Linked DNA regions of Homo sapiens: regions 1, 3, 4, 5 and 6 are each linked to region 2. Evidence: chromatin contacts called from ENCODE Hi-C or POLR2A ChIA-PET data. All regions are on one chromosome and are shown on one strand. The core of a region is the stretch at or near the end of the contact, and the rest is flanking DNA. Distances in the headings are between cores, read along the strand shown.

Region 1 (4,554 bases), core at 146-2,645, 940 kb before region 2:
CCCAGGGGCCAGTCAGTTTGGGGCTCTCATCTGGGCATTCCAGACACTGATCTTGTGACACTTTCTTGGGATGGGTAACCCTGAGGAGGAAGAGGGCTTAAAGCTTATGCTAATAATTGCACTTTTTGGCTATTTCTTATGGTTTTGCCTCTTCTTCTCCTTTGTCACTTTTGTTCTTAACTCCAAAAACCGTCTTTAGGAGTTGGATTATGGGGGTGTGAGACCCCCTTGCTGCTGCTTTTTGTAGCATTTTCCTGATGTCAGGGGAAGATTGAGTAATAAAATGCATACCCAGGAGAGCCTGCCTTTCTGAGGAGTCTGGATCTGTGTTAGTATATTTCTTGAGTGCCTCAACCAAACGACCCTGAAACAGAGTGGGACTTTCATATTTTCCCTGAGTTATTTCTCTAACCTTGTCATAACTCATTGGCTAAACCACACCCGTTTCCCACTGCATTTCTTCCATAGCACAGCAAGTAAATGATAATACTTGCAAGTCATGACAAGTTAAATTAAAGAACATGGTCAACTTAAAAAACTCCTCTATAAACTTTTCTGGATCCTCTGAAAACTAGCCAAATTTTTTTTGTTAAATACAGCCAAATCAGACATAGAAAATAGCACATGTACTCTAAGTGCTCCCCAATTTTCATCAGCTACTTCTTGCAAGGGACACAGGTTTGACTTTTAGGGGCTGATATGGGGTCCACTTCTGGAGGTATTGGTTGGGCTTACTCTTTTGAGCAGTAAGAAGTATAGGCTGGAGCTAGCTGGATAAGGGGGAGAGGTGCCTGATGACCTTGGGATGGAATCCTTTGTTAGAGAACTGGCAGGACCCTCCTCAGAACGGCGGCACTGAGGAGGCTCCAGGGAGGGCATAGGCCTTCTGTGAGAGCAGCTAGGAATGCCACTTGATGCAGGGCAGGCCAGTCCCAAAACTGGGGCTTAGCCTGGGAAAATTGTTGGCTTCACTCAGGAAAGGTTTCAAGAATGAGCTGGTGGTAGAAAAAAATGGCTTTTATTGGGGCAACAGTGTTACAGCTCTGTGACTGCCTCTGCAGAACCAGGATACCTCAAAGGCCGTGTGTTTGAGTAGCAGTTCAGAGGCAGTTCTCCAGTTATATTTATACATACTTTTAATTACATGCAAATTAAGGGGTGGGTTACTCAGAAATTTCTAGAACAGAAGTGGTAACTTCCAGGTGTTGGCACGGCAGTCGTAAACCATCATGGTGCTGGTAGGCATGCCTCTTCCCTGTTTCAACCAGTCTTCAATCTGGCCCGAAGTGAAATCCCACCTGCCACCTCACCTCCAGTGGTGTCTGCAGTGACATTTTGTTCCCTCTTTCAAAATCGTTTTCAATGGGGTCTCTTGTGGGTGGGGCATTAAGCACAAGTGCTCAGCCAACTGCACTGAACCAGAAATTCTGCATCTGTGCTGACCAGAGATGCTTTCTGGAAAACCAAGTGTATAAACCATGGGGACCATGGGACACATGTCACGCTGCTCTCTCACACCTTCATGTATGTCCTTTAGTGTTGCGCAGCAGCAGCCTCTAAGGGAAGCAGCCCTGAGATGTACTTTTAAAACATTTTTACTATTTCATTTGATTTTTTACAACTATGAGTCACAGATGTTTTACTGGGGAAAAAAATATGTAGAAGACATGGCTGGATGTGTGTTATGAGAAAGAGGTCAAGTGCAAATGAGAAAAAGAGGAACTCATGAACCTCTTCTGCCTTTTGGTGAGTGGCCAGTCATTTGAAACTGTGAAGCAGAAGGTAGTGAGGGGCAGTTGTTCCTGTGGGTGCCAAGGGGAAACTTCCTCTTTGCCCTTGGAAGGGTCACTGAAAATCAACTGACAAGAGACAGATTAATTGGAGAAAAGGCACACATATTTATTAATGTGCACAGGAATCTTACAAAGATCTCCAAGAAATGGTAAGGAGGTTGAGACTTTTACACTATCTTTTTAAAGGCTTTTGATATAGGGTCTCACTCTCTTGCCCAGGCTGTAGTGCAATGGCAGGATCATGGTTACTGTAGCCTCAAACTCCTGGGCTCAAGCAGTCCTTCAAGCAATCCCGCCTCAGCCTCCTGAGTAGCTGGAACTGTAGGCCTGTGCCACCATGGCTGGCTAATTCTTTTCACTTTTTGTAGAGATGGGGGTCTCGCTATGTTGCCTTGAACTTGAACTCCTGGCCTCAAGTGATCCTCCTGCCTTGGCCTCCCAAAGTGCTGGGATTATAGGCAGGAGTCACCACATCCAGCCTATACACAGCTTAAGGTTACAGAAAAAATGTGGGCTTGGAGTACGGCCAAAAACTGGTTGCGGTGGTAAATCAGGTTATGATGTCAAGGCAGGTTATGGGAGGAAGAGAAGAGGAGGTCTGGCTTGCAAATGTGGTCTTATTATACAGGTGAAACCTTACAGGTAGCAGTCCTCAGAGAGAATAGATGGTAAATGTTTATTTCAGAAATTTAAGGTGTCAGACTCTGTTAATCTTTTCTTGATCTGGACAAGGGTTAGCCTCAGAGAAAACCTGGCTGCACCATGCTGATTCTGTACAGATGCAAATCTCCCCGCAAAGGACAGCTTTGCAAGGCTACCTCTGTTTGCAGGCCCTCTGAACAGCCACCTCAAAATATGTCAAAGAAGGATATTTGGAGGTGAAATATTTTGGTTTCCTCCATTACAAATCTGGATCTGACACAAGATAGTACCATTTACTCAATGTATAGCTTGGGCCAAGTTGTTTGAATTCTCTGTCCCTCAGTTTATCTGTAAAATGAAGAAAATAATAGCACATACTTCACAGAGTTTTATGACAATCTAATTAATATAAGCAAAGCACTTCTAATAATGCCTGGCACATTGTAAATAACCAACCTGTTATTAGAAGACAGAATCCATGGATTTACTGTTAGTATAAACAATGTGCTCTCTGCTACACAGAAAAGCAGTCTCCAAGGGGAGCATCCATTTTCCATTTGGAATTCAAGCAGAAGCAGCGTCCCTGAGCCAGGAAGGTGGGCCACAAAGAAGAGAAGGTAGATCCATGTGTGCAGGGTGGGGCCATGGCTGTAGCAGCAATGCCCATTCCTGGCCACAAGCACAGATGAAGGTGCTACCAGGATCCAGAACCAGGCACTGAAGAGGGAAGTGGGCAAGCCATGTAAGTGATCACAAAGCACTTAGGTCACGAGAAGAGGCGACCCAGACCCCACTCCCCTAACCATCATGACAAGAAGGAAGAACCAGCTCCCTGCCAAGGGGAGCTTTTTAATTAGTATGTTCATTTAACTGATGCCAGCTCTCATTTCAGAATGTAAATTCAGTCTTTCCCAAAAAATCCTTGGATATCTTCAGGAAGTCCCAAGTTACTGTTAAATGTGGACACTTTCATCCCTTCTACCTTGGCTTTTTCAGAAGCAGACGCAGATTTGAGATCCCAGTAGAAAGAATTTATTTGGCAGGTGCAAGGTACCCCAGCAAGGGAGCAGGGACATGGGACCAGGAGGGGAAGGTGAGACCAGGAAGGGAAGGCAGCGCATTTGTGAGCCGCTGGAGCACAAGGAAACTGCAGAAAAATCTGTGCTTCTTCCTGAAGGATGAGGGAGCTGGGACATTCAGACACCGGCCTGTCAGTCATTGGTGGAGGGCTGCCAGGGCTATTAATTCCCTAGCACTCAAACCACCCTGGACATGGGCAGAGAGGCCTCCTGAGGCTTAGGAGAATGTCCTCAGGCAAAGAAGAAGTTGCAACTCAGATAGAACCCCCCAGGCCAGAGGGGTGTGAGTGAGTCACCAACAGTTCCTGTTACATTTACATTTAGGGAGAAGATTCTGGAACCCAACATAGATAGATCAAGGTAAAGAGCATCCCTCCCAGAAGGTTGCCAGGATGCTCTAGAGCTCATGAGATTTGCTCTTGCTGACACTGAGAAGCAGGAAGGAGTAGGAATGGAGAGTGCAGACTTTGAAATCCGCCCATCCGGGGCTGCTTCCCTGCTCTGCTCTCATAGCTCTGTGATCTTGCGCAAGTTCCGTAGCACCTCTGGGTGAGTTTTCCCATCTGTAAAACGGGGATGATGATAATACCTGTAGGGCTGTTGTGAGGACATAACACAGTCATACAGATAAAGCACTTAAAAAGCACCCAGCCCTTAAGCGCTCAAACATTTGTATTCTACATCTTTTGTCAATTGCCTTTGTTTAGAAATGCTCTGGCATGTTGGGTGCTCAAAAGATGTTGACAGTAATTTATTCACTACGACACACCAAGAATTAATGAAATATTGCTAAGAAAATAAAAACTAGTGTTCATCACATCCTGCGATGTGATGTCTCTTCAGAGAACCAGGCGAGGGTATGTGGCCAATGAACAGCCAATGAAGTCACTGTCAGAGTGGCTTTGTCACCCAAGGAGCCCCTACTAGTTTATTAGGGCAATCTGACTTTCAGATCTGAATCCTAGCAGTGTATGGATATAAAAGATACCAAGTCTAAAAATAATAATTATAAAGATCTTAAAAACAACCTGTGACACTCA
Region 2 (4,886 bases), core at 489-2,988:
ATTGTGAGAAGAAAATCAACTTGAGTTCGAGAAAAGCAAAACAGTATCAAAAAACAAATCAAAACAAAGGTAAATAAAGGTAAGACGCAGAGAACAAGAAAAGCAGATAGGATCACGCTGGCACCGCAAGAACACACAAAGATGGTAACTGCAACCATCGAGCCCACACTCGGCTAAGTCAGGTAAGGTGGCAGGTTAATGTTTGGTGCACAAGAATGTTCACTATGACATTAGAAGAGCAACAGTTTAGAAACAGCCTAAATGCTAAAAAATTTAGAGGTGGAGAATTTTATTTACCAGAAATTCACAATGAGGATTTTTAGAAAGAAAACCAGTGAACAAATAATTGCACTCCTTGGGGTAGAAGAGAAACTTGTGTGCGTGTGTCTGTGTGTGTGTGGTGTGTGGTGTGTGATGTGTGGGTGGTGTGTGTAGGGTTTGTCTGGTGTGTGTGTGTTGTGTGGTTTGTGTGTGTGTGGTATATGTGCTGTGTATGTGCATTTGTGTATATGATGTGTTTGGTTTGTGTGTGGAATGTATGTATATATGTATGTTTGTGTGATGTGTGTTTTTGTGTGAGGTGTGTATGGTGTGTATGTGTTTGTGTGTGGTGTGTGTGTGTGAGGTGTGTGTTTGGTGTTTGTGGAGTGTATGTATGTGATATGTGTGTGGAGTGTATGTGTATGGTGTGTGTGATGTGTGTAGTATGTGAGGTGTGTGTGTGGTGCATGTTTGCGGTGTGTGGTGTGTGATGTGTGTGGTGTATGTGTGTGGTATGTGAGGTGTGTGTGTGGTGTTTGTGGTATGTGTGAGGTTGTGTGAGGTGTGTGGTGTATGTGTGGATGGTGTGTGAGTTGTGTATGTGATGTGTGGTGTTTCTGGAGTGTTTGTGTGTGTGCACATGTGTGTGCTGTATGTGTGGTGTGTGTGTGTAATTTGTGTGCGAGGTGTGCAAGGTGTGTGTGTTATCTGTGATGTGTATGTGGCGTGTGTGATATGTGAGCGGTGTGTATGGTATGTGTGAAATGTGTGGTGTGTATATGTTATGTATGTGTCTCTGGTATATGAGGTGTGTGTGTGTAGTGTGTGTGTGGTGTGGGTTGATGTGGTGTGTATGTGTGTGGTGTGTGCAAGATGTGTGTGGTGTGTGTGGTGTGTGTGTATAAGTGTGCATGTGAATGTGTATATGGTGTGTGTGTGAATGTGTGTGGTGTTTGCAGAATACGTGTCTGTGTGTGGTGTATGTGTGTATGAGTCTGTATGGTGCTGAAGGTGTGTGTGGTGTGTAAGTGTGTGTGGTGTGTGTGGAATGTGTGTGGGGGTGTGGGTGTGTGCAGTGTGTATGAGTGTGTGGTGTGTGTGGTGTATGTGTGGTGTGTGTGTATGAGTGTGTGTGGTGTGTGTGGAACGTGTGTGTGGGTGTGGGTGTGTGTGGTGTATGTGTATGTGTGGTGTGTATGTGTATGGGTATGTGTGGAATATGTGTGGGTTGTGTGTGTGGTGTATGTGTATGGGTGTGTGTGTGGTATGTGTGGTGTCTGTGTGGAATGTGTGTGGTGTGTATGTGTATGGGTATGTGTGGAATGTGTGTGGGGTGTGTGTGTGGTGTATGTGTATGGGTGTGTGTGTGGTATGTGTGGTGTGTGTGAAATTGTGTGTGTGGTGTATGTGTATGAGTATCTGTGTATGTGTGTGGGGACAATTATTTATGGAGCACCTACGCTCTTCACCAGCAGTGAACACAAGAGAGGGGGAAACCCTGCTCTGGGGACGTCACCTCCCATGATGCCATTCGCAGTTGGGGACCAACTTCCTCCATTTGTGGCTTTCACTCTGAGAATGCCTCAACACGCAGGTTTCTCCACCGATTGGTATTTACACCCCCCACTTTAAACTGCTTTCCTGCCCTTTTTTCTGGCTGTGACTAGAATTATTTTTAGGGAAAAGAGAGAAGGATCTGGATGAATGAATTAATTAGAATTCATTTTCTAGTGGCATTTCTCCCAGTTCCTTCATTTCTGCTTGAAGGACAATTAAGGGTTCCGGTGTGGCTAATCATGTGGATTAAGAGTGGCTTCTTGTCTCCCATACAAATCCAAATGACTCACCACCAGTCATTTTTCCCGCTTTCTATGATCCTGAGATCCTAACTTCACTAACTGGGAAGTTACAGTTTTCAGAGATGCATTTTTTTTTTAAATAATGAGAGTGACTTTCTCAGTTTTATGTTACACTCTCTTGGCAAATAAGCTGCCTGTGCTGCTGTAGCCTGCACATTTTTGTTTGCAGTTAAAGAGGATGAAGAAGCCATCACCGGGTTCAGGTGCAGACACCTTTTTAGATGATTCTTAGTTACAGTGATTTTTAGAGGCACAGTTGATGACTAGTGGAAAGGCTTTCCGACCAGACTCTTTAAACTACCCACTCAGGCCAAGGAATCCCCCTCACCAGCTGCGTTTTCCTCAGGGAACTGAGCTTCCCAACCCTGTAGAATGTACTTCCCTTCCCTTCATGTGTCTGTTTGGTTCTCTGCCCCATCCCTGTGCCCAGAATAGCACCAGGCCTCCAGCAGACTGAGATCTCCATCTGTGGTCCAGGTTAATCTAATAATCTCACATCGGATCAGTTTGACCATCGGGATTTCTGTGGTCTAGTCTCTAATACCGCATGTCTGCATTTGGGATAGAGCATTTCACCCACAATTTAACCAAAAAATGCTGTTCCAAATAATCGTGTTGGCCACAGTATATTAAACACGCAGCTTTCCTAATAAGCACTTTAGTTTTCTTGCACATACAAGGAAGAGATTGGGTTTTTATATAGACTAGGTTATTTCAGCAAAAAAAAAAAAAAAAAATCCCGAAGGGATAATCAAGTTAATACAATTTGTTAAAAGGGAACACTACATGTGCAATGAGTTTGCATATTTATAGAACCCACATAATAAAGCCAGCTTTTACCAGATCACTTTCCCTTGTAAACATGGTCAATTGTATCTTGTAGGAAAGAAATGTAACAGTTATGTTAAACTAATGAAGTTCACATTGAAAACTATTTTAGGTAACTAGAAGTTTACTCTTACTGCATAATAACTAAAACTCGAAGAAAATTTACCTGAAATTAAAAAAGAAAAGCGTTGCTCGCTTTTATGGGACCACTTGCCTTAGAGAGGGAGCCCCCACAACACGTGAGTCTCCTCCCACCCCGTCCATGGACCTCCGTGCCAGCAGAGAGCAGCTCTTATATATGAATATGTGTAGTGTGTATGGAACGTGGTGTGTGTATAGTATATGTGTATATGAGTGTGTATCTGTGTGTGGGAACAATTATTTATGGAGCGCCTCTCTGTGCTGGGGACCAGCAGTGAACACAAGAGGGAGAAACCCTGCCTTAGGGACCTCACCTCCCACGATGCCACCTTCGCAGGTGGGGACTGACTTTCTCCATCTGTGGCTTTCACGTACCTCGACACACACATTTGTCCAGGGACTGGTATTTATGCTACCCCCCCCCCCCCTTCTTAAACTGAAGGACCTTTTTCTGGCTGTGAACTAAAATTACTTTTAGGGAAAAAAGAAAGAGAACCCTTGTGAACATGGTCAATTGTATTTTGTAGGAGAGAAACGTAACATTTATGTTAAGCGAATGAAGTTCACATTGAAAACTATTTTAGGTAACTAGAAGTTTACTCTTACTGCGTTATTAAAACTTGAAGAAAATTTACCTGAAATTATAAAAAAATTAAATTTTTGAAATTAAAAAATATTTTTTAAAAAATTAAACTTCAATTTTAAAGTTAAATTAAAATTTAAATATTTTTAATTTTAAAATTAAAAATTCAGAGCCCGCGAGCACAGCAGACAGGCACCAGCTCCCAAGCAAGAACAGCAGCGAATCAACATTTACTCCGAAAAAAAAAAAAAAAAAAACCCTTTCAGAACAGTTTGTGCTCCTGTTCAGCCCAGGAGACGTCGTTCCTGCTTTTACGCGGCGCCATGTCCTTCTTGGCGTACACTTGGCAAAACAGAATGAGAACTGTAGGTCGATAGAGAGACCTCCCTCCCTCTCGCCGGACCCCTCCCTCTCGCCGGACCCCTCCCTCTCGCCGGACCCCTCCCTCTCGCCGGACCCCTCCCTCTCGCCGGACCCAACTGGGTAGGGCGAGGAGCCAGGGGTGGGCGGGGAGGCGCCTGCGGGGAGGTCTGGAGCACGCCCGAGGCCAGGAGGAGGCGGAGCCGTAGCGAGCGTATGAAGGGAGGACCTGAGCTAAGGACCCGCGCCCGCCCGGGGGTTCCAGCATGCGGGGGAGTGGTCCCAGAGGAAGACAGGTCATTCCAGGGCCCCTAACCTTTTCTGCACCTTGGACCCATTTGGACTTGGGTCTCTTCTCAGGGTATAATTTCATAACACAAAAAATAAAACACAAACTTCAAAGATAACATCTAATATTAAAATTATCAAAATATTTAAAAAATAACATTGGGATGTGTTATCATTTGTGTGCTTCTGTATTAACTCAATAACAAGATTTTGCAGCGGGCCCAATAATGTGTGTTATTGTCAAGCAGTGATGAGCGAAATAGAATTTCTAGTATCGGCCACAACTGCAAAGTGACATGAAAATAACCAGTGTTTAGTGGCGACCAGCCACCCATAATAGCAATACGTCTCTGGGTTTTTTCCCTATGTGTATAATAAGGGAAATGCTACATCGCAGTTCTGAATGAAATGTAGGTTAGTGATTTTTTTTTTCCCAACCCAAGTTCCCAGGCAGAACTATGAGGGTCTTGGCAGAACCGTGGGGGTCTTGGGCTCTGCGACTGAGGAAAGATAGAGTCTTCAGGTGAAGGAAGAGCTCTGCCTCCAAAGAAAGAGTGCAGCCACTG
Region 3 (4,579 bases), core at 1,478-3,977, 610 kb before region 2:
CTAGTCAATTAGAGACCGTATAGCCTAGTGGTCCCAAAGCACAAATTCTGGACTTTGCCTAAGTTTGAATCCTGACTCTTCTAGTTCCTAGCTGTGTGACCTAGGGTACATTACCTGACCTCACTGGGCCTCCAATTACTCTTCTATAAAGTAGAAACAATAATACAGTTGGCCCTCCATATCTACAGGTTCCGCATCCATGAATTCAACCAACCTCAGATAGAAGATATTTGGGGGAAAAAAATAAATGATTGAGTCTGCACTGAACATGTACAGACTTTTTTTTTTGCCACTGTATGTAATGTATGTAAACAATACAGTACAACACACATTGCATTTACACTGTATTAGATGTCATAAGTAATCTAGAGATGATTTAACATATACAGGAGGCTATGCATAGGTCATATGCAAATATCACACCACTTTATATGAGATTTGAGCGTCCGTGGATTTTGGTATCTGCAGTGGGTACCAGAACCAGTCTCCCATGGATACTGAGAGATGACTGTACTTACCTTCTAAGGGAATTGGATTAAATGAGATTATCTATAGACAGCACTTAGAGAGCACCTGAGGGTACAGTAAGCATTCTATAAGTGTTTCTTTGAATTATTATGGTGCTTGCATCATTATTTCATACTCACTGTAGGGAGTTTCTCATCTGCCTCTCAAACTGTGTTCCACCTTATCTGTTCTGGTGGGTAGAAGGCAAAGCACCTGGCCCCGTTACAGTTATAGCTGAACCATGACCAATGAGTCTGAGCATTGGATGGCATGAACATCGGAGATCCTCTCCTGTGAATCTCAAGTGACCCTCCTTGCCCCTCCCCAACTCTCCCACTGCGGGATTTTCCCAGGACAGAATCTCAGAATGAGCTGGCTCTACAGGCACTCACAGATGCACCCTTACCTTGACCTGCAGGCCTGAAGCCGACCCAGCCCACAGGCAGCATTCCGAGCTGACACATCAAGAAGCTCCAGATGCCTCCCCGACCTTCACAAATGTGAAACAAGATGAAGGTGTTGACAGGGCTGGTCTGTAGAAATAGTATTTTGTTATTACTGAAATGTTAGAGTGTAAAATAGAATGTTCTGTTCCTCTCTAGCCACAATGTCCCATTGATTAGGGGTCCCCAGTCCCTGGACCATGAACCACTATCGGCCCATGGTTTGTTGGGGGCTGGGCCACACAGCAAGAGGTGAGTGGCGGGTGAGTGAGCATTACCGCATGAGCTCTGCCTCCTGTCAGATCAGTGGTGGCATTAGATTTTCATAGGAGCACAAACCCTACTGTGAACTGAGCATGAGCGGGATCTAGGTTGTGCACTCCTTATGAGAATCATCTAACTAATGCCTGATGATCTGAGGTGGAACAGTTTCATCCCAAAACCATTTCCCCTACCCCCATCCATGGAAAAACTGTTTTCCACAAAACCGGTCCCAGGCGCCAAAAAGGTTGGGGACCGCTGCTGTGGCACTGCCATTTCTCAAGCTACCTAGAAGCTAGTTTGAACAGTGTGTGTATTTAAAGTAAATTTCATTTGGGACATTTTATTACAGAAGCTTATTATCTCTTTTTAAAGGAATCTTTCTTCTCAGGATCTTAAGGCATCTTATATCCATTGAAAAGGCCTCCTGTACCATGACAGCTTCTTCAAAGGACACCCTAGATAATAGCACAGGAATCCCAGGGAGATGAAATACCCTGAGATCCACAGACTTCCCTGAGATGGGGAGTCCTGTTTCCTCCTCTACCAAGCTGCTAACCAGTGGCCAAGTCAGATTAAGCTGTATTTCCTCCCAACCCCCCCACCCCCAATCTGCAGTGGAGGAGGTTTTAAGCAGGCAGTGGTTAAATCCTGGAAGGAGAAATTAGAGGAAATGAAAAGACTCTCCCAACTTGGATGAGAAAGTGGTGGAGTGACAGGGTGGGCAAGACCCCAGCAAGCTGTCCGGGGCCAGGCCCATCCAGGAGTCCGGTGTGTTTCAGTGTCTGCCCAGGCCTCCTGTCTAGGAAGCTTTCCTGCCAGGTTCAGAAAATGAAGAACATAAACCACAGGACCCTATTTTATGGGTAGAAATAATGTCAATGAGGGCAAATGGAGAAGAGTGAGGCAACAGCCACATCCGTCCAGGAAGGATGCCTGGGACACAGGTGGTTCTGCCAAAGAGCCAGAAGGATGGAAGGAAATCTCAAAATTCAGATGAGAAGCCAGACAGTAGGAAAGCCAAAAAAGCACAATCTAATAATTTAGAAAATGAAAGAGGAGGAGGGCTGTTAAAGATATTCTCTGCTCCTTCGTAACATCTCAGCTCCTCTCTTCCTATGTAGAAATAAACGCTCACTGCAAAAGGCAATGATTTGCTTAGAAAAAATTCATTTAAAATGTCTTGCAATTATTGACACTGTCATCAGATCTTGGCAGTAGCAGCTTATTATTACCTCCTATGTATGTTTGCCGGGAGAAGAGTCTCATTGTTTAGGAGGGAGAAATAAAGCAAAAGTCCAAGGGTATTGTGCTTGAAATACATGCCTAGAGATATGGAGTTGATTGCCCCAGAAAAAAAAGGAAGCCTATGTGTATATTATTATTCACCTCGGTAGCCCGAATCCTCTATTTCTCTCTCTCTCTCTCTCTCTCTCTCTCTCTCTCTCTCTCTCATACAGTTGAGCTCAGCTGGGCAGCCATCCAAGTGATTCATATTAAATTCTAGCTATATTCAGCACAAAAGTCATCTAGCATCAGAGGATCAAAGTTACATCAACTAACAAGCACTGGGGGATTGATAAGCTGCTAAAATTAGGTCATTGCATAGCAGCAGCCTTTGATGGATGAAGTGAAATTTAGCCGCGGGTTTGCTATTTAAAGATCTGTTACAGCACCCTTTCCTGTAGCCACAATGAACACACAACAAAGTATCATGTGTCTGATTAAATGTTTAATCATCGCTGTTGAGCTTGCCGACTGTGGCAAAGATTCAGTTTCCTTAAGAGTGCATTCAGCTCTTGGGCCAAGCCAGTACCTGCATTTTAATTCCCACATCCAGAGCCTTACAACAGGGCCCATTTCTCCCTCCTCAGGATGAATTCTGTAAAGTTAGTTTAATCGTTTTTAAAAGCATTTGGTCACACAGTTCCACCTCTAAGTCCCTGTCAGTTCAGTGTTTCAAAACTCTTCGTCAGCGTCACACACACACACACACACACACACACACACACACACACACGGCTCCAGACTGCCCAGTGGATGCAGCAACTGGTCTGGTGAGCGCATTTCTGTTTCTTGCTCATTCCCTCAATTTCAGAATCACACACCTGTCCAAAATGGCTCACGTCTCTCTCTTCTTTGGGACTGTTTTTGTTTCCAGATGGGTTAAGGTGGGGATTTGACTTCATTTGGTTTAGGTTTTGGCTGTGGCTGAGGCCCCAGGCATGTGGCAGTCACCAGTTCTGATTTCATAACTCCCATGGCCAGGCCAGGAGCCACACAGGAAGCCGGAAGGGGCCTCGGGTCAGTGTGTCCTGTCCCAGCAGCACGGGGTGGGGGACTGTGTGCCCCCAGGTGTCCTATCCACCCCTCAGCTCCAAAGGGCATGTGGACATGCGTCAGGTCCCCTGAGGCCATCTACAAACACCAGATGGACTGTTGAGCTTCCCAGGCTCAGAACCTAAGAACCCGCAACTGGAAGGAAAAGGCAGCAGAAGATGAGAAAAACGGTCAGGGAGGAAAGAAAACACTTTAACCCAAACAAAGTTTAAAATAAAATAAAGAGTGGTGAACACTCAGCTGGGAGAGGAGAGGAGGCCTCTGTGGGCAAAGGGAAATGCTGCTGAGAGGCAGCTAAGCCTGAGTCTGGAAGACTGGAGGGAGGCAGCTCCAGGGTGAGCACCTGGAGTGCACAAGGCTCTGGAAGGGGAGGGCAAGGGGTATCACCCTCCCCAGAGCCCCAGGGAAGCCTGATTCATCAGTACACCCAGGAAGGGGCTGGCTGCAGCGATAGCCCCCTGCCCAGTTGTCCCAGATGAACCCTGGGCTTGGAAACAGTCCAGGGACACTGGCAGACTGAGAGCCACCGGAGAGGGTCACCCCGTCCCCCTCCTGCCTGTAGGGGCACACAGGTTTCCCACTAACCCTCAGTCCCAGTTGACCAATTACCAGATAAGAAGATTGGATCCTCCTATCCTTACAGACACAAGGACACAGGTGGGAATGGCTTTTCATATGCAAATTCCATGCCATTTGCTTCCTATTCCAGCCAAACAGTTGTGCAGAAGATAAAACGAATCAGGGAGTGCTCCAGGGAGTGCTCCCGGCTCTCAGGAGTACTGTAGGGAGTGGAGACAGGAAGGAAGCCATGACAGGGAAGGTGACAATATTGGCCCGGTGCTCTAGATGCAGTTCTGCAGGCGCTCACTGAAGAGACTGCTGGAGAAGGCAGGAGGATGTGCTCGCGGTTTCCTGTGATGTGGTGAGGGCAGGTGGAGCTTCAGCACCCAGAGGCTGGAGGGAGATCCTTAGGTGGCCCAGGTGACGCAGGAGCCTGGGCTTTCACTCAGATTCAGACCAGAGAGACA
Region 4 (4,639 bases), core at 1,181-3,680, 880 kb before region 2:
CCTGAGTCACCCACAATTATTTTTTAACTGGCTAGGAAAAAGAATGCTAGCGATTTTTTTTAAATAGACATTCAGTAAAACTCTAGATATTTCTTAATCCACATTTACTGTGTCCTTTTTGCTTAAGTCAGGTGTTTTGGTTTCTCTAGCAGCTGCAGGATCCCCATAAAGATTATGCTCATAAGGTAGTGATGGAAAAGTAAAATAGAGCCTGAAAGCGGGAAACTTCAGCAAGGCACTAAGGCACAGACAAGAGATGTTAGGTCTGCCGGCTGTTGTCATTGCAGTCTGCTGTGGCCTCACCCCCGCCCCCCCCCCCGCCCCGCCCAGGCCTTCACAGCTGAGTAGGAAAGGATCTTGGGATGGGTACCAGGGCAGGATCAAGGAAAGCCTGCAACTGCGCTGCCCTTCTCATCATCCATATGTGGTTTGCCCAGATAAAAGCAATATAGTAAGATCTATCAGGCATATTCAACGTGAGTTCTTTTTTCTAGCATCTTGTTGGTTGTTTGTGTTTTTCCCCAGAGAAGAGTGAGTGATGAGGTGGCCCTGGGACATGGTAGATGGTGCAGTTCACTGGGGAGACATCCTTGGCCCCACTCAGGGTCAATATGCGCCCCACACCGCTGGCTGCAACCCCACCCTGTCCTCTTCTGCTCAAAAGAGCATGCAAGGGACATTGCTAAGTGGCAATTTTGGTTGCAACCCAGTGTTCTGTTAATTATTCACAAAAGCTAGCTCTCTTTTTAATTACCAATTGTGTGTGCGTTGCGTGTGCGTCCCTTCCCCCTTCTCTGAGCACACCTGTATGATGAGGCATGTACTTCTTCCTGGTGGAGAAGAACTGCAGAGATGTCTCCCAGGTTGAGCCTGCAGCCTGGCCCGGTCACCAGCACAGCACGGTGACTTGACTGTCCTCCCTGGCTCCCTTCCCCACCCGTGGCAAGTGGCAACTTGCTTTCGCTCACACTGAACGTGGTCAACTTGCCTCCCTGTCACACTGTAGCACTTGAATAGGGCAATATTAGATTATAGCAGAGGTTCTCAGACATTAGAGTGCTTAAAAATCACCTGGGAAGCAGGCCAGGCGCAGAGGCTCACGCCTGTAATCCCAACACTTTGGGATGCCGAGGTGGGCGGATCATGAGGTCAGGAGTTTGACACCAGCCTGGCCAACATAGTGAAACCCTGTCTCTACTAAAAATACAAAAAATTAGCTGGGTGTGGTGGTGTGCGCTGTAGTCCCAGCTACTCAGGAGGCTGAGGCAGGAGAATTGCTTGAACCCAGGAGGCAGACGTTGCAGTGAGTGGAGATCGTGCCATTGCACTCCAGCTGGGGTGACAGAATAAGACTCCGTCTCAAAAAAAAAAAAAAATCACCTAGGAAGCTGTTTAAAATTTACCCTTCTTGTCCGTATGCCCTATTTGCTGGGTCTGAGGTGGGCCCAGAACCCTGCTTTCCAGAAGGGAGCCTGAGGGTGGGGTGCCCTGAAGACCACACTCAGGAAGAACCGGACATGTGAGCTTTCATGAGCCAGAGTCCTGCCAAGAACTAGAATCTGCAGGTGGCTTTGGCCAGTCCCACTTAGAGGCAAGAAGACGTGAGGATAGTAGAGAACCTGGAAATCACGCAGTCCCCAGGATGAAAGTGGAACTCTCGGACCAGATCCTTATTCTCTTACTTTCGTGAGCCATTTCTGCCTACCTGTTGTCAGGGAGGCAGGAGGTTCATTTTTCTCTCACATGGTGCCTGACATAATGACTTGCACGTGATAGATGCTCAACAAGCATATTGAATGAATCAATCAGTTAGATTGTAAATTAAATGCACCAGATGGGCTGGTTGTTTATTTATAACTACACAGTTAACATTTATATTAACATAATGTTAACACCAAAGCGTAATATCTGTTTTCTGTGTTAATTATGGCAAGGTGGGCATAGAGAAGAGATTTCTGAGTGTCTTTTGCAGAGCTTGAAAATGTCTATGTGTTGGTTGAGATAGATCAGCCTTTACTTGATGCACTTTCAATCTTTTAAGTTCTGAAGGCACAGCAAGAGAATTTGGTGTTGAAGGTTTGGATAATGTTTTCAAGTATTTCAATATCCCTCTATTTCTAAACATTAGTAAAAATCATGCCTCATGCTACCATCCTTAGCTTCACTTTGTGTTTCTGAATTGTGTATCTCTATATACTAAGAAGTCCCCCATGTATGCCTGCAAATATGGGAGAGTCAACCGCTCAGCAGAATGTGCACAATGTAAGGCTGTGCCTTGGAGACCAGGCACCCTGTGCAGTGTGATGCACAGGCAGGCCTCAGGATGGCGCCGTGGAGGGCAAGTGATACCTACTGACGAAGCCAGTGGAGTGGATGCAAGGCCAACTCAGGCCCTGCAGCTGGGGTTCTGTTCCTCAGTGTTGAGGCCACAGGTCTGTGTCCACATGTTTTCTTTTGTACAGTGGGATTCTGCCGCACAAGGCAGTGCCCCCAGCCCTTTGCAGATGAGTCAAACATGCTTGTTTGCAGAGCCTGGTGCTGGGTGGGGTGGTCCCATCACATCACCTCTTCCTTGGTCATTTCTCTGTAATTAATCAGCCAGTCCCTGACCAAACCAGCAAGATCAATTCTCCCTCTGGTTGGACTCATTCCTCTTTTTTTTTTTTTTTTTTTTTTGAGATGGAGTCTCGCTCTGTCGCCCAGGCTGGAGTGCAGTGGCATGATTTCTGCTCACTGCAAACTCCGCCTCCCAGGTTCATGCCATTCTCCTGCCTCAGCCTCCCAAGTAGCTGGGACTACAGGCGCCCACCACCACGCCTGGCTAATTTTTTGTATTTTTAGTAGAGACGGGGTTTCACCCTGTTAGCCAGGATGGTCTCAATCTCCTGACCTTGTGATCCACCCGCCTCAGCCTCCCAAAGTGCTGGGATTACAAGCGTGAGCCACCACACCCGGCCTCCTCTTTCTTATGAAAATTAACCCACAGATGAAGTTTCCTTTCACCCAAGTCTTGACAATTTTCTCAGCTTCAAGCTGCAGAGGAAATTCCTAGGCACATCTTAACAGGGCTGCTTTGCATTGAGGGGGCTGTGTGGTTTGAGCGTGATAAGCCTGGATATCTTTCTGCACTATGCTGATTTTTGTTCCCTTAAATGGTATGGATTTGGCAACAATTGTTTGCAGGTGATCTTTTCCCAGAGAACCACTTATTTCCCCCACTGTCTCTGTATGATAGGAGGGCTCTAATGGCCCAGGGATGTGAAAGTGAGACACCTTCAATCGCTAAGGACTGCTGGAAATGTGAACTACAGGAAGTTGAGGGGGCTGGAGGGGAGGAGGCAGCACCTGCCGGAGCCATGCTTCAGTGGGTCTCAAGAAAAGCAGAAGCCTGGAATCTCAGGGCTGAGGCCCCTTGATAACTAGGACAGATGGGTTAATAAAAAGGGATACAGAGACATAGGCTACCTCTTCTGGTTCAATGCCAAGCTAGAAAATCCTGAAATGAACACAGATTTATGAGATAGGAGTAATATATTTAAGAACACAGTCTTACATAGAGATAACTATTTTCCCAAAACATCCAAGGTAAATTTATATATCTTTATGGATGAGGTTGGGTCTTTTCAGGGAAGGTTGGGGAGACGGAAGGGAAATTACTTATTATCAGTCCTCATGATTCATGGATTCCATATCTCCGCATTCATCTATTCATTTAAATCTGTTTGCAACCCCAAAATCAATACTCACAGCACTTTTGCAGTCATTTGTGACGTGCACAAAGCAGTGAAAAATTTAAGTCACCCAACACATACGTTGAGGTCGCACAAGGTGACACTCTGCTTTCTTGTTTTAGCTCTTATAAACACATTTTCTTTTCTCTTGGCCCATTTAGTCCATGGTTTTTGCATTTTTGTGCTTTTCTGGGGTGATTTTGCTATTTAAAAATGGCCCCAAACACAATGCTAAAGTACTTACTGTCTGGTGTCTCTAAGTGCAAGAAGGTTGTGATGTGCTTTACAGAGAAAATACGTGTGTTAGGGAAGCTACTTTCAGGCATGAGTTATTGTGCTGTTGACCATGAGTTCAAGGTTAATGAATCAACAATATATATGAAATAAATATCTTTAAATAGAAATACACATAAAACAAGGTTCTGTATTGATTGATTGACAAAAAAGTTGTAACCAGAGGATCACAAAAACCTAACACCATATTTCCCCAGGAGCAACTGTTCAGGATTTGCAAATTCAGCTTTCATGGTGATTTTATAGAGCATAACTATTGTGAATAACAAGAAGCAACTGTATTTTGTTTCATGCATAAGATGGAAAGAGAACAGAACCAGAAGTATGATATCGATGAAATGGAGAGAGGAGAAAGAAAAGAAAGAAATGACACTATGAAGATTTATTAGTTAAAATGTTACTAGTGATAATAAATTAATCAGAACTTTGGCCTCTGCCTTTGATCCTGGTTCCCATAATCTCTAAGTGCCAGGCTCAGATAATGTGGCCCTTGCAGGGTTTGGGCAGCTAGTCCTCTAACCATTTTCTACAGGTAAACGTGGACATGAAAGAAGCCAGGGTGAGGCAGGCAGCTTCCAGAAGCACACACTGGGCTCAGCTCCTTCCTTCCTAAC
Region 5 (4,410 bases), core at 731-3,230, 640 kb before region 2:
GTGGGGGAGTGACAAGTTCAGATGAGAGAAAAGCATGTGGCCTGGGGGACACCATCACACTACCTTTAGAAAGTACAATACACCCATCCCATGTGTTTTATTGTATTAGTCTGTTCTCACGCTGCTATAAAGAAATACCTGAGATTGTAATTTACAAAGAAAAGAGGCTTAATAGGCTTACAGTTCTTTAGGCTGTACAGGCTTCTGCTTCTGGGGAGGCCTCAGGAAACTTATAACCATGGCAGAAGGCAAAGAAGAAGCAGGCATGTCACATGGCCAGAGCAGGAGGAAAAGAGAGAGAGAAGGAGATGCTATGCGCTTTTAAACAACCAGATCTCATGAGAACTCACTCACGATCATGAGAACAGCAAGAGGGAAATCCACCTCAATGATCCAATCACCTTCCACCAAGCCCCTCCTCCAACACTGGGGATGAAAATTCCACATGAGATTTGAGGGGTGGGTGGGGGCACACATCCAAACTATATCATTTATTTTATTTATTTCATATATTAGAAACATCATTCTGATCAGGCATCCATAAGGTTCACCACGCTGCCAGAGGGGTGCACGGCACAGGCAGTGAGAACCCAGCATCAAGTAATGGCTTTATTCCTCTGGAGGGTTGGAGAGAACCAGCTCAACTGTTTATTGCATGGAACTCAACAGTATTTGAACTGTAGCCTGGCAGATCTATCAACATGCTTACTGTCCTAAATTCATCACAAGGACTTCAAACACATTCTATCTATATTTATTTATTTATTTATTTATTTTTGAGACAGAGTCTCACTCTGTCGCCAGGCTGGAGTGCAGTGGCACCGTCTCAGCTCACTGCAACCTCCGCCTCCCAGGTTCAAGAAGTTCTCCTGTCTCAGCCCCCGGAGTAGCTGGGACTACAGGCACAGGCCATCATGCCCAGCTAATTATTATTATTATTTTTTTTTTTTTTTTAGTAGAGACGGAGTTTCACCATGTTGCCCAGGCTGGTCTCGAACTCCTGAGCTCAGGCAATCTGCCCACCTTGGCCTCCCAAAGTGCTAGGATTACAGGTGTGAGCCACCGCACCCGGCCTGCATTCTCTTTAAAAATCTCAGTAAAGGCTGGGTGCGGTGGCTCACGCCTATAATCCCGGCACTTTGAGAGGCCAAGGAGGGAGGATCATTTGATGTCAGGAGTTCAAGACCAACCTGGTCAATATGGCAAAACCCTTTTTCTACTAAAAATACAAAAATTAGCCGGGCATGGTGGTGGGTGCCTCTAATCCCAGCTACACGGGAGGCTGAGGCAGGGGAATGGCTAGAACCTGGGAGGCGGAGGTTGCAGTGAGCTGAGATTGTGCCAGTGCACTCCAGCCTGGGTAACAGAGCTAGGCATTATCTCAAGAAAAAAAAAAATCTCAGTCAAGGGTAAGCTGCAAATAGGGGCGGCCTACACCTCTGCGGTCACATTTCACCCTGACCTCTCCCATTTCCGAGTTGCCAACATGCTCTCTGCACTGCCACACCCATCTTGTGGTCAGGCCTGAGGCCCTCTTATGGGAATGAGGGTGACAAACTCTCCCTGACAGAGAGGCAGGGACCCCAACAGGGGCACCACCCCATGGCTTGCTCACAGAGTTATAAATTGTAAGTCACGGCCAGCACTGGGAAGCTGCCTCCCCTCTGGCCCTGGCCGGCACCCTTGAGCACACCGGAAGCTGCTGGCATCTGAGCTGTCCCTTGCTGCGGATGCGTCTGCAGACACATGACACTTGGCTCAGAGTTCCCTGGGCCTCTGCAGACAAGAGCGGCCTGAGATTACCATGAGATAGGAGGACACCTGCTCTACTCGCACTTCCAGGGAACGCAGCACGGCAAGCTCCTGTCATTTTCCAGACTTTGAGAAAAGGATGTTCACTTGCTTCCCAGCTTCTTGCTTCATCAGACAATTGACTCAGAAAGAAAAATGCTCATTGGATTTCTCACCTCCTCTGTCAGTGCTGCGTAAACAGATCAGAAAAGGCAGAGGGATGTGGGGTCCGGCCTCCTTGATGAGAGAGTGAGTCACCAGCTTGTGGGGGGTGATCGATAGTGCAGAAATTAGTCATGAAATCTGAATGAAAACAAAAGAGCTGATCCCATCCTGTGGCTCGTGGTACCACAGAGACAGTCAATGAAAACAGCCTTGAACACAGGCAGATGCAGAGATCAACTCCACAGAGCTCAGAGAGCGGCTCACCTCCCTATCCCAAGTTCAAAATCCCAGCATCCTTATCGAGGAAAAGTCCCTCGCAGCAGGGAGGAGAGAAGAGAAGCAGAGGGAGGGAGGGAGAGAGTGAGGGAGGAGAGGGGCCTGACACTCAGGCTGAGTCTGGGACACCTTGCAGCAGCGTGGCCAGCCTTCCCTTCCACTGGACCTCGGTGGCCAAGGGCTACTCCCAGTCCCTTCCACATGCCCCTGGCCGAGCACTCAGGTCACTTTTAGTTTGCCTGCAGAAAAAGGCAGTCAGAGGACAAACGGCCTTTGACCCCCCCACTCTCCTGGTGCTGGAAAGGAGGCAGCGCCCAGCAAATGGGACTCTCCCTGGAGCCATAAGGACTAGGAGGGCTGGCATTTGGCTGAGTAGCCAGGGTATTTTTATCCACTCTGTACAATCTGATTTTTTTAGTTGGCATACTTTCAGACAGAATTTTCCTATTAAAATGTGCTAAAATTATGCCTGAAGAGAAAGCCCATTGTATACAGATAACTCCCCACAAAAGGCCCTCTGATTGCACAGGCCCCACGTGACTCCAAAAAGCACTGGGGTCGGCCGGGCGTGGTGGCTCACGCCTGTAATCCCAGCACTTTGGGAGGCCAAGCAGGGTGGATCACCTGAGGTCGGGAGTTCAAGACCAGCCTGACCAACAGGGAGAAACCCCGTCTCTACTAAAAATACAAAATTAGCTGGGCATGGTGGCGCATGCCTGTAATCCCAGCTGCTTGGGAGGCTGAGGCAAGAGAATCACTTGAACTTGGGAGGCAGAGGTTGCAGTGAGCCGAGATTGCCTGATTGTACTCCGGCCTGGGCAACAAGAGCGAAACCCCGTCTCAAAAAAAAAAAAAAAATCAGAGGTCTAGCCCAGCAGGACATGTATGGCCAGCTCTCCCTGCAGGGTGAGAGGGACTTTGGAGAAAGGAGGACCAGAAGGAGAGCAGCCCTTCCCATCTTCTCTTCCCCTGGGCCAGGAGAGTGCTTTGGGATGAGGGACGTCCCACACCACAGACTGCAACCCAGCGCTTTGAAAGAAGTTTAAAGAAAATGTTAGGGTTTGGACAAGGCCCAGCTGGGCAAGAGATTCTTGTTTTCTAACCAGGAGAATACACTTGCTGCTAAAACATACAGAGGAAGAGATTAACATAGTAACGAAGCAAAGCAAGGAGGAGAAACAAAACCGTCTGTACTCAACAAGAGGGTGCCCCGCCCAGCCTCAGCTCCTCTAGCCAACAGGAGAGCTGCCACCCAGGTAACCCGGTTCTTGGGTTCACCCAGGTAACAGGCTGTTCTCGGGTTCGCCCAGGTAACAGGGTTCTCGGGTTCACCCAGGTAACAGGCTGTTCTCAGGTTCACCCAGGTAACAGGTTTCTCAGTTTCACTCAGGTAACAGGGCTGTTCTAAGGTTCACCCAGGTAACGGGCTGTTCACGGGTTCGCCCAGGTAACAGGGCTGTTCTAAGATTCACCCAGGTGACAGGCTGTTCTCAGGTTCACCTGTATAATAGGGCTGTTCCCAGCTTACCTTGGTAACAGAACTAACCTCAGGTTCATCCAAGTAACAGGCTGTTCTGGTGCTCACCCAGGTAATAGGGCTGTTCTTAGGTTCATCCAGGTAACAGCTGTTCTTGTGCTCACCTGGGTAACAGGGATGCCCTGCTAATGCCAGGGAGGAAAGCCAGACTCTTGGGTAGAAAGAATCTGATAGCAGCCTGGCTCTCTTTGCCTCTGTTAAGCATCACTGTGTTCAATCTCCATTTTTAGAACTCCACATTAAAAGGTCAAGTGCCTTCTAAAGTATTTATTTTCTCTCCAGTGTTTGTGCCCTGATTGAAATGACAGCACCATGCTGCTTCCCTCGCACCCACATCAAGCTTGATCCACTTGGCACAGGTTATTTTTTACCCGAATGGCCAAAGAAGCCTGAAATTCACAGCATTTGGGGTTCTGTTTTTTCTTAATCTGGCTGTAACCCTGACTCCTAGAGCCACAAAAACACGTGGCCACTCAGAAAAAGCACAGGTGTCCTTCCTCCCATGGCCAGATTGGTGGAATGCACCTGCCAAGTCTTCACCCCCATGGGCTTTACCTCTGAACATATGATCTTGCTAAAGTAAACCCAGCTCTGCCCACCTGTAGGACCCCACCATCCCAGAGGTGGCCTTCCGGAGCCCT
Region 6 (4,678 bases), core at 1,081-3,580, 830 kb before region 2:
AAGAAACTCACTTGGAGTAAGACAGAATGATGGCCACCGAGGAGCTTGCCTCATTTGCTGTGCTACGTTTGTACTTAGATTGTCTCTTTAGTCTCCATGGAAGGGAGGTGTTCTTACCCTGACTTTGTAGGTGAGAAACTGATTCTCAGGGTTAGTTCTGTGACCTGTGTGATACTGGAACAAGGATTTGAGGTGGTGCCTGGCTATCTGTGAGCCAGGCCTGACTACTCTGTTATACTGCTTTTCTTGCAATTCCAAGCATGCCAGGAAACTCAATCCCATTGAACACCAGGAGAATATGGCATTGAGTCCTGAAGAGCTATATGCTAACAAAGTTATTTGTCACCACTCGTGAGTTTTGTTGTTTAAGAAGAGGGAAGGAGTAGATTCACCCACTGCCTGCGTGAGGAGCATGGTTGTTTGTTGTGAAATGGGTCACTGTCTGTTATAGCTGATGAGATCATTATGACTTTCAGACATGTCAAGGATAAGAACATCATAGAACTGGTTCATCAGGTTTCCATGGGCATGAAGTACTTGGAGGAGAGCAATTTTGTGCACAGAGATCTGGCTGCAAGAAATGTGTTGCTAGTTACCCAACATTACGCCAAGATCAGTGATTTCGGACTTTCCAAAGCACTGCGTGCTGATGAAAACTACTACAAGGTAAGTACAACTTAGCTAATATTCAGAGCAGCAGGTGGTAAAAAATGCAAGATAAATGTACGTTTTCTTTATTTTATTATTGGTATGGTTTCAAAAAGCAGTTTTGCTACTGAAAAATAACTATGTAAGATATGTTCTTATAATCTTTGATTTTACTGTTTAAAAAATAAAAATAATATCACACCTTGAGATTTACTCAAAGTAGTATATTCTAAATTATGTTTCATGGAATGATCAGGAATCGAGGTATTAAGTGAAGATTTGTTTTGAAAAAAGAAGAATGGGATTCCTTCATTAAGTTAATTTGAAAAGTTTGCATTGGACAGCTTGATTCTTGCAGGATTTCCCCGAAGCCCTTTTCATGCTACTTAACATTACGAATCTCAGTAGAGGGTTTACTGCACTGCATTTCTCAAACCAGATTCATCCATGGCATCCTTTTCTGATAGGACATTTCATAACATGTGGTGGAACACTGTCCCACAGCATGGAGCTATTGGAGCTTGGAGCTCCAGTACTGCAGTTCAGAGCTCCAATATTGCAGCTTGGAGCTATTCCAAAATAACTTTCTAATGAACACCTACCTATACATGCAAAAGTTAGAAAGTGAAGATTTACCAAATAAACTCGTCATCTGTGTATGTCCACTACATATGTAGAAATTGTTCTATTGGCTTAACTGGTATCCAGAAGAGTTGAAGTGTCAAAAAATAGATGCAGTGCTGGAAAGAAGAGATCTAGATAGTTATGTGACTGAAGCTAAAAGAAATATGCCCCTTGGTTTGGTGAGGCAGAGATTATCAAGAATTAAGGGTGGACTTCCAGCAAAACATAAAGTAGAAACTAGTTCTGGGTGCAGGTTTGGACTTCCTAAAAAATAATTTCACAGTGACCAATCCCCTTGCTAATATAACTTGACCCCTCTCTGAACCCTCAAATGAACCAATAACAACTAAAAGAAGAAAAGATAAGAAAGCTCTATCTTCATATTAACTCATCTGTGGTGTATACCTAGGGTCTATGTTAACCAACTGGAAAACGTGATGGCACCAATCCCACTGAGTCAAAGAGGGTGCCGAAGGCAGGTTAACAACCCTGCTAGTCTCTGGTGAAGTCCACATGCTCAGAAATAGATGGCAGACCTTCAAAATCTACCTAGTGGGTGGCAGATAGGATCCTGTGTTTCATGCCCTGCAGTGGTCAGAGACCCCACCCTGAGTGACAATACCCACCCACTCACCTTTCCCTAAGAGGCAGTCCATGGACTGGTAGGTGATGGGGAATGGTGGACCTCGGCCAGCAAAGGGACTGCATGAAGGGTAAGCCACAAGAGCCAAGCTCCCAGGCAGGCAGGCAGACTCCACCATCTTGAGCACAAAGGCCAGGCGAGAGTACAGCAGGGGTCAGGCTGGCCCTCCTCACCCCATTCTTCATACAGTAGCTTCCCAGAAGGAAGCCCCTTCAGAGGTGAACCACTGTGAGAAAGGCATCAGCATGGGCCTGGATAGAAATAGCAGGGAAACAGAGCAAGGAAGACAGCAGCCTAGGATGACCAGCATGGGACATGCTGGAGAAAGAAGCCTGTTGTAATGCTGGATGTACCTCATCATGATCATTACAGAAAAGAAGACAGCCTGTCTGAAACAAGGACACAGAGGAGATAGAGAAAATGAAACATGAATGCTGGGCACCTTATCCACTGCTGTATAACAAATCACCCCAAACTTACTGCCAAAAACACCACCAGGTGTTGGTTTCCCTGCCGTCCTGCTGTGTGGGCAGGGCCAGGTAGGCAGGGTTCAGTGCGTCTGCTCACACAGGGGATTGCACAGTGGCCCGAGGGACAGGAGGACCGTTTCCACTCTGCTCACTCACACTACTCAGCCACTGAGCAGCTGGTTAGACACAGCCCATGCTGGAGACCTCTGCGGGGCTGTCAGCCAGCTCACCTGCACATGGCCTCTCCTTGGGGCCCTTGGGCTTCCCTTGGGCCCATGCTTCCCTTGGGCAGCATGGCAGCTGCGGGCTGAGAGCAGTTACCCAAGAGGCAGGAAGTGGGGGCTGCCAGGCCTATAAAACCAGGCCCAGAAACTACCTCAGGGTCACTTCCACCTGATCCTATTGGTCAGAGCAGCCAAGGCCACCAGCTTCAAAGGATGGGATAGATAGAACCACCCTTTTGAGGAGAAGTGTCAAAGAGTCAAAGAACATGGGGCCAATTCTAAAACTGCTGTAGATATTAAACAGCATACCATTAAAAAGTAAACTAAACTAAAAAGTAAACCAAAGATTGTCTTTGGACAATCAATGAAGAAAAAAAGCCACTAGGGAAATAAAAGCCATCTTGGAAGCAGCAAAAAGAGACAAAACTACCGAAAAGATAGGGTAGTGGAAGATTTCTGTATGAAAACAAAGCAAAGTGAAATGGAAAAGAATAAAAAGTGGGCCGGGCGTGGTGGCTCACGCCTGTAATCCCAGCACTTTGGGAGGCTGAGGTGGGTGGATTACCTGAGGTCAGGAGTTCGAGACCAGCCTGGCCAACATGGTGAAATCCCGTCTCTACTAAAAACACAAAAATTAGCCAGGCATGGTGGCAGGCACCTGTAATCCCAGCTACTCTGGTGGCTGAGGCAGGAGAATTGCTTGAGCCCGGGAGGTGGAGGTTGCAGTGAGCTGAGATCGTGCCACTGCACTCTAGCCTGGCCAACAGAGCAAGACTCTGTCTCAAAAAAAAAAAGGAATAAAAAGTGAAACAAGATCAAAGAAAAGTGCTAGCTGTGGAAGCAAACGAACGCTGGCACTCGGGAAACCATGCGTGACAGGGTAGATTTGTGCAGCATCACAACTGAAAAACACAGGTGTTCTTTGATCCAGCAGCTCCTTCCGAGAGCAAACACACACATCTGGTAATGTGCACTCTAGCACGGGCTGCCACGGCAAAAATCTGGAAACTGCCTGACGACTGCTCCGCAGGGTTTGGTCCAATCAGTCATAGCAGATTCACAGGAAGCTCACAATGCAACCCTTTTAAAAGTGACTTATTTGCATGTGCTGACCTAGAAATATGTCTACTATACATGGTTAGGTAGAAAAATTAAAAAGTACAGTGCTCAAAGAATATGCCCCTAGTTTTATGACCAGAAAAAAGTATACACTACCTATTTATGCATGTATCTAGGTTATTCTGAAGACAGCCTAAATTTCATTGCATTTAAGATTTGTCAAAGGTTTACTTTTTTCATCAGTTCAAAATTCAGAAGAAACCTGAAATAACACACATGGTTGTATTGTTCATGACTTGTAAGATCAAAATTTTAAAATAGCACACAAGGTGATGGAAACAGAAGTATAATCAGTTGTATCATTTGGAAGAGAAGTGCCAGGGCACCTTATGGTCTCCAGATTGATGTCCTGAATGTCTCCTTGTGATCCACTGTAGTGTCATGAAATCAGTTTTCACTGAAATCATGTCCCCCTCTCCACCCCAATGAGACCTCACACAGGTGACATCAGCAGAAGATAACCAGACTCCGCTGTGTGCCCCCTGAATCCCAAACCCAGAGAGAGGGTTTTGCTATGCAGTTTTGACCTCTGTACTATCACTTGCTTTTTAAAATTAGGAAATTAGAATGCTTAGATCATTTTTTAATGATGCTAGCAAGTAGTGCATGCTAAAATAATTGACCTGGGTGGAGAACTGATCAAGATGGACGACTAAATGCAACTAGTATATGCTCCTCCGTAGAGACGGACCAAAATAACAAGTACATATTCACACTTCCAATAGATGGTCTAAGAGAGAACACAGATGCAACCAAGGAGCGACAGGAAGCACCAAAAGCAAAGCACAGGGAAACAAGGCAGCCTGCTTGGCCAGGAATGACTGGGAGCTGGGAGAAGCTTCCAGATATGGGGAAAGCATAAATGAGAGATCCCCAGGGCTCCACATTCCAGCCAAGGACTTCTACAATCCTAGCGACAGAAGAACCCCTCGACCCACGTGGGCCTTAAG

What was found. Hi-C counts contacts between places; a loop is a spot of excess contacts on that map. ChIA-PET counts read pairs that join two places held with the same protein, here RNA polymerase II (POLR2A). Pooled maps may share reads with other maps.
Region 1: a loop to region 2 is called in a pooled map, with 4 times the contacts of the local background. The contact joins two enhancer-like sites. A Hi-C loop is called at or near these places in 4 of 37 single-sample maps with no recorded cell type and 4 of 50 pooled maps. POLR2A ChIA-PET finds 5 or more read pairs at or near these places in 1 of 52 experiments (T-cell).
Region 3: a pooled map shows a loop between it and region 2 (5-fold over the local background). The contact joins two enhancer-like sites. A Hi-C loop is called at or near these places in 5 of 50 pooled maps. POLR2A ChIA-PET finds 5 or more read pairs at or near these places in 3 of 52 experiments (CD8-positive, alpha-beta memory T cell, GM10248 and activated T-cell).
Region 4: a map with no recorded cell type shows a loop between it and region 2 (6-fold over the local background). The contact joins two enhancer-like sites. A Hi-C loop is called at or near these places in 2 of 37 single-sample maps with no recorded cell type and 2 of 50 pooled maps.
Region 5: a loop to region 2 is called in a pooled map, with 6 times the contacts of the local background. The contact joins two enhancer-like sites. A Hi-C loop is called at or near these places in 1 of 168 maps with a recorded cell type or tissue (MCF 10A) and 10 of 50 pooled maps. POLR2A ChIA-PET finds 5 or more read pairs at or near these places in 2 of 52 experiments (CD4-positive, alpha-beta T cell and GM10248).
Region 6: a pooled map shows a loop between it and region 2 (5-fold over the local background). The contact joins two enhancer-like sites. A Hi-C loop is called at or near these places in 3 of 50 pooled maps. POLR2A ChIA-PET finds 5 or more read pairs at or near these places in 3 of 52 experiments (AG04449, PC-9 and activated T-cell).

Annotation. Positions count from the first base shown.
Region 1 is chr9:90,768,801-90,773,354 of GRCh38, forward strand. No RefSeq gene overlaps it. Among named protein-coding and RNA genes, the nearest start is that of SYK, 31 kb to the right of the region's middle. Within about 2 kb of position 1,396, at least 2 of the 41 ENCODE cell types and tissues checked have a DNase peak (open chromatin) inside an H3K27ac peak, as active enhancers do.
Region 2 is chr9:91,710,438-91,715,323 of GRCh38, forward strand. No RefSeq gene overlaps it. Among named protein-coding and RNA genes, the nearest start is that of MIR3910-2, 77 kb to the left of the region's middle. RefSeq lists a silencer at 4,190-4,239. Within about 2 kb of position 1,739, at least 7 of the 41 ENCODE cell types and tissues checked have a DNase peak (open chromatin) inside an H3K27ac peak, as active enhancers do.
Region 3 is chr9:91,097,509-91,102,087 of GRCh38, forward strand. It overlaps LINC02937 (long intergenic non-protein coding RNA 2937), which reads right to left. Exons shown (of 6, transcript NR_184105.1): 4 at 4,161-4,579; 5 at 914-1,040. Among named protein-coding and RNA genes, the nearest start is that of LINC00484, 19 kb to the right of the region's middle. Within about 2 kb of position 2,728, at least 21 of the 41 ENCODE cell types and tissues checked have a DNase peak (open chromatin) inside an H3K27ac peak, as active enhancers do.
Region 4 is chr9:90,827,928-90,832,566 of GRCh38, forward strand. The region is part of intron 1 of SYK (spleen associated tyrosine kinase); the gene reads left to right. Among named protein-coding and RNA genes, the nearest start is that of SYK, 28 kb to the left of the region's middle. RefSeq lists an enhancer at 3,006-3,075. Within about 2 kb of position 2,431, at least 4 of the 41 ENCODE cell types and tissues checked have a DNase peak (open chromatin) inside an H3K27ac peak, as active enhancers do.
Region 5 is chr9:91,069,766-91,074,175 of GRCh38, forward strand. It overlaps LOC100129316 (a long non-coding RNA gene), which reads right to left. Exons shown (of 4, transcript NR_033912.1): 1 at 3,761-4,410. Among named protein-coding and RNA genes, the nearest start is that of LINC00484, 47 kb to the right of the region's middle. RefSeq lists an enhancer at 1,132-2,037. Within about 2 kb of position 1,981, at least 6 of the 41 ENCODE cell types and tissues checked have a DNase peak (open chromatin) inside an H3K27ac peak, as active enhancers do.
Region 6 is chr9:90,878,288-90,882,965 of GRCh38, forward strand. SYK (spleen associated tyrosine kinase) reads left to right here. Exons shown (of 14, transcript NM_003177.7): 11 at 477-666. Among named protein-coding and RNA genes, the nearest start is that of SYK, 79 kb to the left of the region's middle. RefSeq lists a silencer at 1,865-2,077. Within about 2 kb of position 2,331, at least 3 of the 41 ENCODE cell types and tissues checked have a DNase peak (open chromatin) inside an H3K27ac peak, as active enhancers do.